Linked DNA regions of Homo sapiens: region 2 is linked to region 1. The links are chromatin contacts, found by Hi-C in ENCODE. All regions are on one chromosome and are shown on one strand. Each heading gives the region's core, a stretch centred on a gene start or an enhancer-like site at or near the end of the contact. The rest is flanking DNA. Distances are from core to core; before and after follow the strand shown. Region 1 has its middle 72 kb from the start of LINC03007. Region 2 holds the start of CREB5 (cAMP responsive element binding protein 5).

Region 1 (4,491 bases), core at 770-3,269:
TTTTATAATTACTAAGAACCAGGTGTATAAAAGTGCTAATGTTTTATTACTCTACTTTACCTAGAGTTCAATTTCAAATAACAATTTGACAAATTATCAACTGACAATGTTTTTGGCTTTAAGATGGATATACATTACTGTAATTGCTTGGAATATCATAGGAATTAACATTTATTTTTAACACTGAATCACTTGTTAGCAATGGAATAATGTCTCTGGATATAATTTCATGGAGGAGGCATAAAATAATGCCTCAAGTTATTTACTTTTAAGACTACAAAATTAAATATGAATTGAGTTAAATGTAATCCACATACTGATGTAAATTTAAAAAGACAGTAATTAAGCAAATTTTCCTACCTTTGTTACATGTCAAAAAGTATTTAGAAGAATAAACGTTACACCATACTGACCTAACAAGAAAACTTTTCCATTCCCCTTGATCTTATAATTTTCCACAAACCATTATTCTCCACTGAGAGCACTCTTAACTTCTTACTAATACAGAAATTCTTCGGAATCCTCTATCATTTCTGTGCTGGAGGCCCAGAAATTGCAGAATCGGAAAGGTGTAATTTGTTTTCCAGTGGAGAGAGAAAGAATTTTGGCTGTGAATTTTAATTTCTGTTTAAATAAAGGCCCATAGCCTGCCAAAAGAAGTAATTCTTTCTTACTTTTTTTTTCGTGAAACGGCCTTGTTGACAACTCAGATTTTAAAATGTAATCCAAATTAAGGAACAAAGACTTCCAAATTTAATTTGGAGCAAACAAACTACCATAATAACTTTTCTGAAAACTGTAAAAATGTTACCCAGTATAAACGCGCAGACAATATGTTTTAAAACTTAGGTTCCTGAAGATCGTGTTCATCCTTTCATTTTCCAGGTATTTGTCACTTGACATCTTATTTCATAAATCGTGAAAAGGTACGTCTATGTTCAGTTCGACCTAAAACAGGGAAAATTTTTGTAAAAAAAAAAAGAAGAAAAAAGAAAAAAAAAGATCAAATCAATCACAAGAAGAATTCTCTTATTAAAAAACTGTCAACCGAGTATCCCTGGGGCATTTTACTGTTGGAAACAATTTTAACACATACATCATTCATAAGCAATTCATAAATGCTTAGCTCGAAAGAATTTTCCATCCTTTCTCTGCTTCAGTGCAACTCGGCTCTCCCTAGCTCTGCTAGTGGAAAATTAGGAAGACAGGGAATTCATAGCAAAGGAAAAAATGAATTCTAGTGAAGGAATAATTTTTATTGCACAAAAATTTTGCTTCACACACGGCCAGCCAGGAGCAGTGGCCCTTACACAGATTAAAATAAAATTAATTTGGGGGCGGATAGATTGGTGATCTCTACTTATTTCATGTTACAACTCTTAACGACTTGTAAGAACCAACGAAAAAAATGCATTTAGAAACAGAATTCTCTCAAAAGGGCGAATTAAGACGAATTTTTTCAGAAAGCCATTTATTTCCTTCAGGCCCTTGGCTCAGTCTGGCGAGGCTGGCGGGAGACCCGCCCATACCCCCCGGGAGACAGGCGGGACACCGGGTTCTCGAGTTACAAAGCAGCCCTGGGTGCCCGCCCACTATTTATGCAAAATAAACACGCCCTCTTTATTAAACCAGCCAATGATCAAACGGCATCCTGCCCGGCGGGAGGTGGGGCCGAGGAAGGAAGCACTCAGCAAACCCAGCTCCGCGCGCCTCGGCCCGCTCCGCCTCTTCCTCGTGCCCTTCCTCCTCCGTGCTCCGCCCGCAGCTAGGCCCCTCCCACTCAGCTGGCGTCTGTGCGCTCCGGGAAGAGGTGGGAAATTGGGCGGAGCCGGGGGCGGGGGGAGATGCTCGCGGTTTCTCATTTACATGCAGCCACACTATTGGCTTAGGCTGGCGGTGAAAGGACAAATTAGGGGCGGGTAGCTTGTCAAAGTGCACTTCACGGATTGGCTTAGGCTTACGATGACGTAAGAAGGCCGTTTAAGCAAATGAGAGCGCAGGGCTAATGCGCCTCCTCCCTCTCGCCCCACCTCTGTGTGAGCGACCCAGTGAAAGATGAGCCCTTGAGGCACATTCCCTAGTAGATTTAAATGACAAATCTAGAAAGAAGCGGTTTAAATATTTATGAAGAGGCGGAGAGGTGTAGAGTGTCTTCCGGAAACGCTTCTGATTGGCTGGTGTTTTCAAGCAAGTGTTAGCTTTATGAAATGAGTGAGTACCCCCAGATCAATTCAATGATTATGTTTCGTGCTTCGGTTTTTCTTCTTCCAAAAGCGCCACACCATATACATCTATTTATTTTCTCAGTAATTGGTTGCATGTGTGGTCCGAGGGGCTCACTTTTGTCACATTTTCACTCTCAATATATTTTGTTTTTTGTAAATCATGTCTTATTTTCATCAATTTTAAAATGCAAAGATCTGGGACAGATGGAAACAATTAGAACCTCCGCTCTGCTGATGTGTATAATCTTATTAGTTTAATGGGTCACAGGGTGCAGGACCTATTTCCTATAGATCAAAGTGAAAACAAACACGGTTAATATCCCATTTTGTTTTAGAACCACATCGGATCGGGTTCCCTCTCTGGGCCGTGGTAATGACAATATTAAGAGAGCTTGGGTTGCCTTGAAGTTTAGAGGGAAAATTGAGTCATGAAGCATTTTGGTTTAAAAATGCATTGATATTAACACCAGGTAGCCGGTTGCCAGGTCCCTGAGCTCTCTTGCGTTTATCACAACAGCATGGCTTTTTAAAGGATTTCAGTAATGCTCGTTTTGATCTTTTGCCTTAAAGCAAGTGAAAAATCATGCTTATTTGGTTGTTAATTATACCAGTTCTCAGGTTTCCTCTATTCAGGCTCAGTGCAAAACTTCCGAGCCCTTGGTGTAATTTTCAACTATGACTTCTTAATGATTTTTTTTCTTCATCTGTGGATAGTAGTCACAGACTCTTTTCAGAATTTAATTTAAAAAAAAAAGTTAAGGAGCCACATGACCGCCACCCAAAATGCAGCATTTCATTTCAGGGAGTTCCTGACCGCCTAAGGCCACTCCATAGACTCCTAAATATCTGTGAACTCCGGTATCAGAACCCACACCTTAAGGAAATGTCTTTCATATTTTGAGTTGTGTTCGGTTGTGTTATTCCGAGGCCAAAATATAATCTTCTAAGCACCTACGGGGTTGGACCAGAGCCTCTCTCTTCGTGACAAAGACCCCCTTTGGAAACCTCCCGCAGCAACTTCTCACCCCAATAAATTAAATGCAGCCGCAGTGTGGTCCATTACACTGGAGTGTGAGGTGACGGCCCCTGTCAAAGGTGAACGGCCCAGTACAGCCCCTTAAATATTCCTACAGATAATAAATATCTGTGTAAGGAAGGGATGTAAAAGTTTCCTATTCGTTTGGAAAGCTCGGTACTACAACAATGAATAAACATTGCAGACTGATGAATGCCCCCAAGTCCCTCCACAGAGGCGGCGGGGAGAGAACCAGATCTTAAAAAATTTTTCACTCTAGGCCTGGAGGCCGGGTGCTGCGGCCACCCGTGCCTCGACGTGTTCCTCCGCACGGGCTCTAGGAATGTAAATACCACGAGTTGAGACAGGTCTGGGCCCCGGACAGAGCGGTCCGTGGTTTTAGCAATTCATTTTAATTCCGAAGCGGTCCAGTGCATTTGCTTTCACTTGGTTGCGCGGGGCTGGAATTGATAAGAGAGAAAACCATGTACTTGTCCTTGTGGGTTGGGAAACAGGGTCACTGAATCCTGGGCTGGCTCTCACAGCTTCCTGGCAGAGTTCACACACGCACTCAGAGGCTGCGCCAGCCCTGTACCGCAGGACTGCGGGCGCTCCCTTGCCGGCACTCCTCCTTCGGTTCAGAAACCAAAGTGGAAACGCATGGATCAAGTTGCAGGGAAGTCTGACATCTGGGACAGATGTTGCTCCTCTGCCCGTGGCGGTTCCTCAGATAAATCCTCATTGCTTTATTTTAATTTGCCTTTGAATTTCGTTATTTTTGCCTCAATGCAACACATAGTCTTTTTTTTTTCTGCTTTATTTAACTCTCACGGTCCTCTGCGCTATTTTTATCAATGGTATAACTTTATTTTGGGAAAGGGATTATTTCCCCCTCAGAAATGGGGGGAAATAATCAAATCTCCAGTCAATTATGTCTTGAAATTTAACTCTGCTTTTACTGGTCCATCATAAAACATTTAAACCGTTAAAAACATGTCCCTCACTGATCAACTTTAGTTGTTTTGTGTTTTAAAACATGGAAATACAACCCCTGTGTGTGTATGTCACATTACGGACAGACCATATTAATCTCTTTCTCACAGAAAAAACATCTGCGTGTGTGAGTCTAAGTAATTATTCATCTAGGGTAACAAATTCTAGAAGGCTTGACCTACCTTCCTTCCTCCCTTCCTTCCTCCCTTCCTTCCTTCTTTCCTTCCTTCCTTCCTTTTTCTTTTCCTTTCTCTTTTT
Region 2 (4,491 bases), core at 1,310-3,809, 2.6 Mb before region 1:
GGAAATAGAAGAAAGCAGCTGAAATACATATTTTTAAAGTGATAAACTGATTCTGATCTATTTCTCAGGGGGTGAGGGGGAAGGCAATACAGTGAACTTGGAAAAAAGAAATATTGAAATGTCAATATAATATCTTTTATGGGTTCAAGAATTTATCCTAAACTTTATCTTTTACTGTGACAGTCCCAGAGTCCTCAATAAGAGCTTCAAAAATTTTAGTGGGGTTTCTGGAAGAGTGCTATCACTATCTGGAAATTTCTAAAAGGCTTCTCTCTTTTTATAAAAAAAAAAATTCCTATGTTAAATCTATGATTTGTGATTCTCAACAATGGAATACTAATGGATACTCAAAAAACACTAATTGCTCATTTTTTTCCTAATTACGAAATGTAATAATTCTTTAGTGAAAACATTAAACATGATGTCATTTTTAAAGTGCCAGACTTTGTATTTAAAGCATTGCCACAAAATAGATAGCTTACTTATTTTACAAATAGCAACACAAAAAGGGTCTTCTGTGTCTTTAAGTCTGTTTAGCATATCTGAAAGTGCTTCTTCCTCACACTTAGATATTTAAGGCAATTGCCCCCCAGTTTATTACCTTATCTCAATTGTATAATTTTCTTAAATAGAATTCAGAGAAATAGTCATAGATTTAAATTTTTAAACACTAATTAAGCATTGGTTGATTCCCATAATACAGCTGGTAGTCAAAGTGGACAAGATAATGAATTGACTGAGATCACTGTTCCATCTTCATCCAAGAAAGCTGCCTCTAAAAAAAAAAAAGACCTTAAATTGCTGTAGAAATCCAATTTGTAAGAAGCAAAAGAAGCATATAGATGGGAAACACCAGCCAGGATCACATTAATTTTGTGACTAACTGCATTGCTTAGAAGAAGAAGAAGGAGAAGGAGAAGGAGAAGAAAGAAAAGATGACAAAAATAATAAGTCCACTCAAATCCCAATTTTAATCCAACAACATAACCAGAAGAAAATGAACTACAAATACAAAGTTCACATCTTAGTGATCTAGTGAACACTACACACCGACAAAATAATTTTTAGCTTAGTAAGAAGTAAACTCCAATGACAAGAAAATATTATAGGATTGTGATACCTCATTGCTAAAAAGTAGATTATAGTAAGAAATTGGGAGTCTAGGAACTTGCCATCATGGAAACTCCATGATTGATTGGTTTTGAATGTGCAGGTGTGGGAAACTGACAAATCATTGTAACAAAAATCTTAAACTTACTAGAATTGAAAATCTATGCAGGAAAAGTCTCTGTGACAAACTACCATTCATTTAGCCACCTATTCAAATAAAAGCTGTGACATAACAGAGATCTAGAAATAAGGGCATGGTTTCCAATTTTTTGTTGGAATGTTCTAATAAACTATCTTCTCAGGTATCAACTATATAAGGTCACGACTGACCGCTAATTGACAGGCAATTTATCGGCACCAGCAATTTACATTAAAAATAGTGGGCTTGGAGATATTTTCAAATATGTTTACTATGAGTTAAGTTGAAAAATAAAAACCACTATAATCAGTAAGGATTTAAAAATAAGAGATCCATATAAAATGCTATAAGCAAAGGAAAATGAGAAACATTTCTGGGGAGACACAAGTGAGTTTTATTATACTTCTTCTTTTAAGTTTTAGAACTAAAGTAATAGTTGATATTCAACCCATAGAATCATCCTTCAGGGGCATACACATCTAGGTTTGAATGCGGAAAACTGTTTTATTGTTTTTTTTTAATTTTTAGGTTTCTTTTTCAAGAACTTTCTTATTAAAACTTAAATACTTATTGAAGTGATTCATGAAACCTCACAGAAAGGGGAATTCATGCTTGACACATTACTTAACATGCTCCATAGCTTCCCCACTGTAGTTCATATGCTTCTGAACATATTTTACCTGGGAAATAATAGTCTTATTCACACACACACACACACACACACACACACACACATCCTTCCACATAAAATGCTATAAGTCCCAGGAAACTGACAAAAGCAACATTAAAATTTTGTGCAAAATCTAAACTCCATTTCTGAATTCCATCTATGAAAATACAACATTGGTTCTATTTAACTAAGTGCAAAGTTTTCTCTCTGTTTAATATGCATAATAAACATCATCCTTACCATTATCTGTAGAATAAAAGCAGCAACGTGTTGCTTCCTGCAGTCACCAAATCAAGTTTTTTCTTCCTTTCTTTCTAGTAACTTCTGTTTCACCAGCAAGATTAGGAAGAAAATAAGTCTTGAGTATTTGCCTCAGTATTTCAGACCAGAAGATAGTGAAACTAGCTTTTAGTAAAAAGAACAGGTCTGGTATTTTACAATTACTTCTGCAACCCAGAGGTACCTCCTAGACTCTGGTACCTCCCTCGTTCTCTAAGTTTCTTTTAGTAATGAGACTAATTTTTCCAGTAGTCTTGAACTCCCTAGATTTAACTGACATGGAAAATGTGACTAAAAATTTGTGGAACTGTCTAGCCTCCAACCCTACACAGAATCAACTTTGTTGTAAATGTTGAAGAACACCTCGCAAGCAGCTACATGCTCAGTTTATACTCCTGCGCTACGCAGCAGAGAACACCAAATAACAGTGCGCCATCTAGTTAGCAAGCTGCAATCTCCATGCTAGAAGGGGGGACACTTTCAAACCCTGGGAGTTAAGAACTTGTCAGGGTTCAGCTGCTCTAAAGGTCCAATTGTTTGTTTAAATAAAAAAAAATATCGCTACTGAGATAATCCACATCTAGTGGATATGGGAAAATTTAGGTTATAATGGCACTACAAACTTTTACATCTAACTTTGATTTACAAGATAAAAGCAAGTTTTAAATTAAAAGGGCTTTCTGTTAATAGAGCTTATTATTCTGAAGACGGGAATGATTTTCTTCGAAAGTTGTCCCTGGGTGCATGCCTATTATCTTTGCTTTTCCCCTTCCACTAATGAGCATTTATCTAAAGAGCCTGTTAATCCTCTGATGTGTGCTTCTGGTCAGAGGTAACAGTTTGAATAAAACCACTAATCACTGATCACTAAATCACTGATCATTAATCACACTTTCCAGTGCCCATGACTGGGCCATTTTTTTTCCTTTAAGTCTATGCATCACAAACAAGAAGTTCAACATTTTCGATGCACATATATTGTGTGGAGGTTACACTATTTCATCTCTAGATGTGAATAAATACTAAATCCTGCCACAGACTTGGGGAAGGATGTCAATTAGACCCCAGACAGGAGTTTCACAAATGCCTACCCTACAGCATGGCTTTCGCTTTGAAGAAAGTAGATCTAATTATAAGAAAACATGTGTTCTTCAAGAAATTCCCACATATTTGCAATATAAACTTTTCTTTATTTAGTTTTCACCAACTCCAAATCAGGGACCACTCCAATCCCCTCTCTCCCTCTATCCAAAACTCTGTTAATACTTTTTTAAATTTAATTTCTGCTGCACACCTCCCTCACGCCCCCACCCCCCCACCCCCCACACCGAGGGTTCTTTTTACTTTGATCCCTTGCAACAAGTCATACACAGGGTCTTTATTTCAACTGCCAGATACGGAGGTTCTGACTCAGTTCAATGACTTACGTATTCGACTTCCTCTTTCAACATAGAAACTTAAGGTTAAGAGCTAGAAACTAACGCACGCAGCAATTTATTGTATGGAAGTTTAGGTTCAACGACTCACATTCCCTCACTTTGGAAATGAAACGTTTAGTCTTGATCCTTTCAGCTAAACCTGATTTTGTCAGCATCCCTCTTCTGCTAAAGGGCAGGCACTACGTAAAGTGAAATACTTTGTTTGCAGTGGGTGTATTGCTTTCCTAAGTCACCACCACGAGGACAGAGTATTATCATAACGCTTGCAAACATTTCCTGATTTGCCTTTTCTATCAGGACTAAGCATTTTCGCCCTAGAGGAGAAGGCTTACTGGTGCCTTTCTTAAATAATACAAAAGGGCGGATTGCGCGCTGATCAGGTACAGTGGTCCCCTCAGACCCCAGAAGCTTTTACCCACACTCCAGGGACCGTGCTCGCCCCAGGGAAAGCTGTAAAAAGGCGGGGGCGGGGCTAGAGTGATAACGGTGTAGACGGGGGAGTGGTGGAGAGGGAGGGGCTGGGAAGAGAGGGCAATAAAGATGCCCAGGGAGCCGGCGATTGCACGAGTGTGTTGTGGGGAGGGTAGGGGGATGCAAAGCAGAGTTGCTTTGTCAGCATTCTAAGCTCCTGAACCCTTGAGGAGCTCAAGCCGTTAATCAAACACTTACTGGCCTGCAGAATGACGTAATGGACCTGTATCCAGTCTTTATTCCTTGACACATGTCAGAGAAGGAGGGAAAAATAAAAATCAAACACATTCTGCAGACTGACAACGAAATATACAAGTAGCCCGCTCCAGTCCCCGGCCTTGAGCAAGCATCAAGTGGGGGCGGCACCGGTCCAGGGAAAGTTG

What was found. A loop is a pair of places that touch in the nucleus more often than their neighbours do. Pooled maps may share reads with other maps.
Region 2: a pooled map shows a loop between it and region 1 (33-fold over the local background). The contact joins the promoter of CREB5 here to the enhancer-like site in region 1. A Hi-C loop is called at or near these places in 2 of 168 maps with a recorded cell type or tissue (ascending aorta and gastrocnemius medialis) and 12 of 50 pooled maps.

What each region holds. Positions count from the first base shown.
Region 1 is chr7:25,859,864-25,864,354 of GRCh38, reverse strand. No RefSeq gene overlaps it. Among named protein-coding and RNA genes, the nearest start is that of LINC03007, 72 kb to the right of the region's middle. RefSeq lists a silencer at 1,590-1,699. Within about 2 kb of position 2,019, at least 2 of the 41 ENCODE cell types and tissues checked have a DNase peak (open chromatin) inside an H3K27ac peak, as active enhancers do.
Region 2 is chr7:28,410,586-28,415,076 of GRCh38, reverse strand. It overlaps CREB5 (cAMP responsive element binding protein 5), which reads right to left and starts at 2,559. Exons shown (of 11, transcript NM_182898.4): 1 at 2,160-2,559. The coding sequence starts at 2,162. RefSeq lists an enhancer at 2,473-2,562.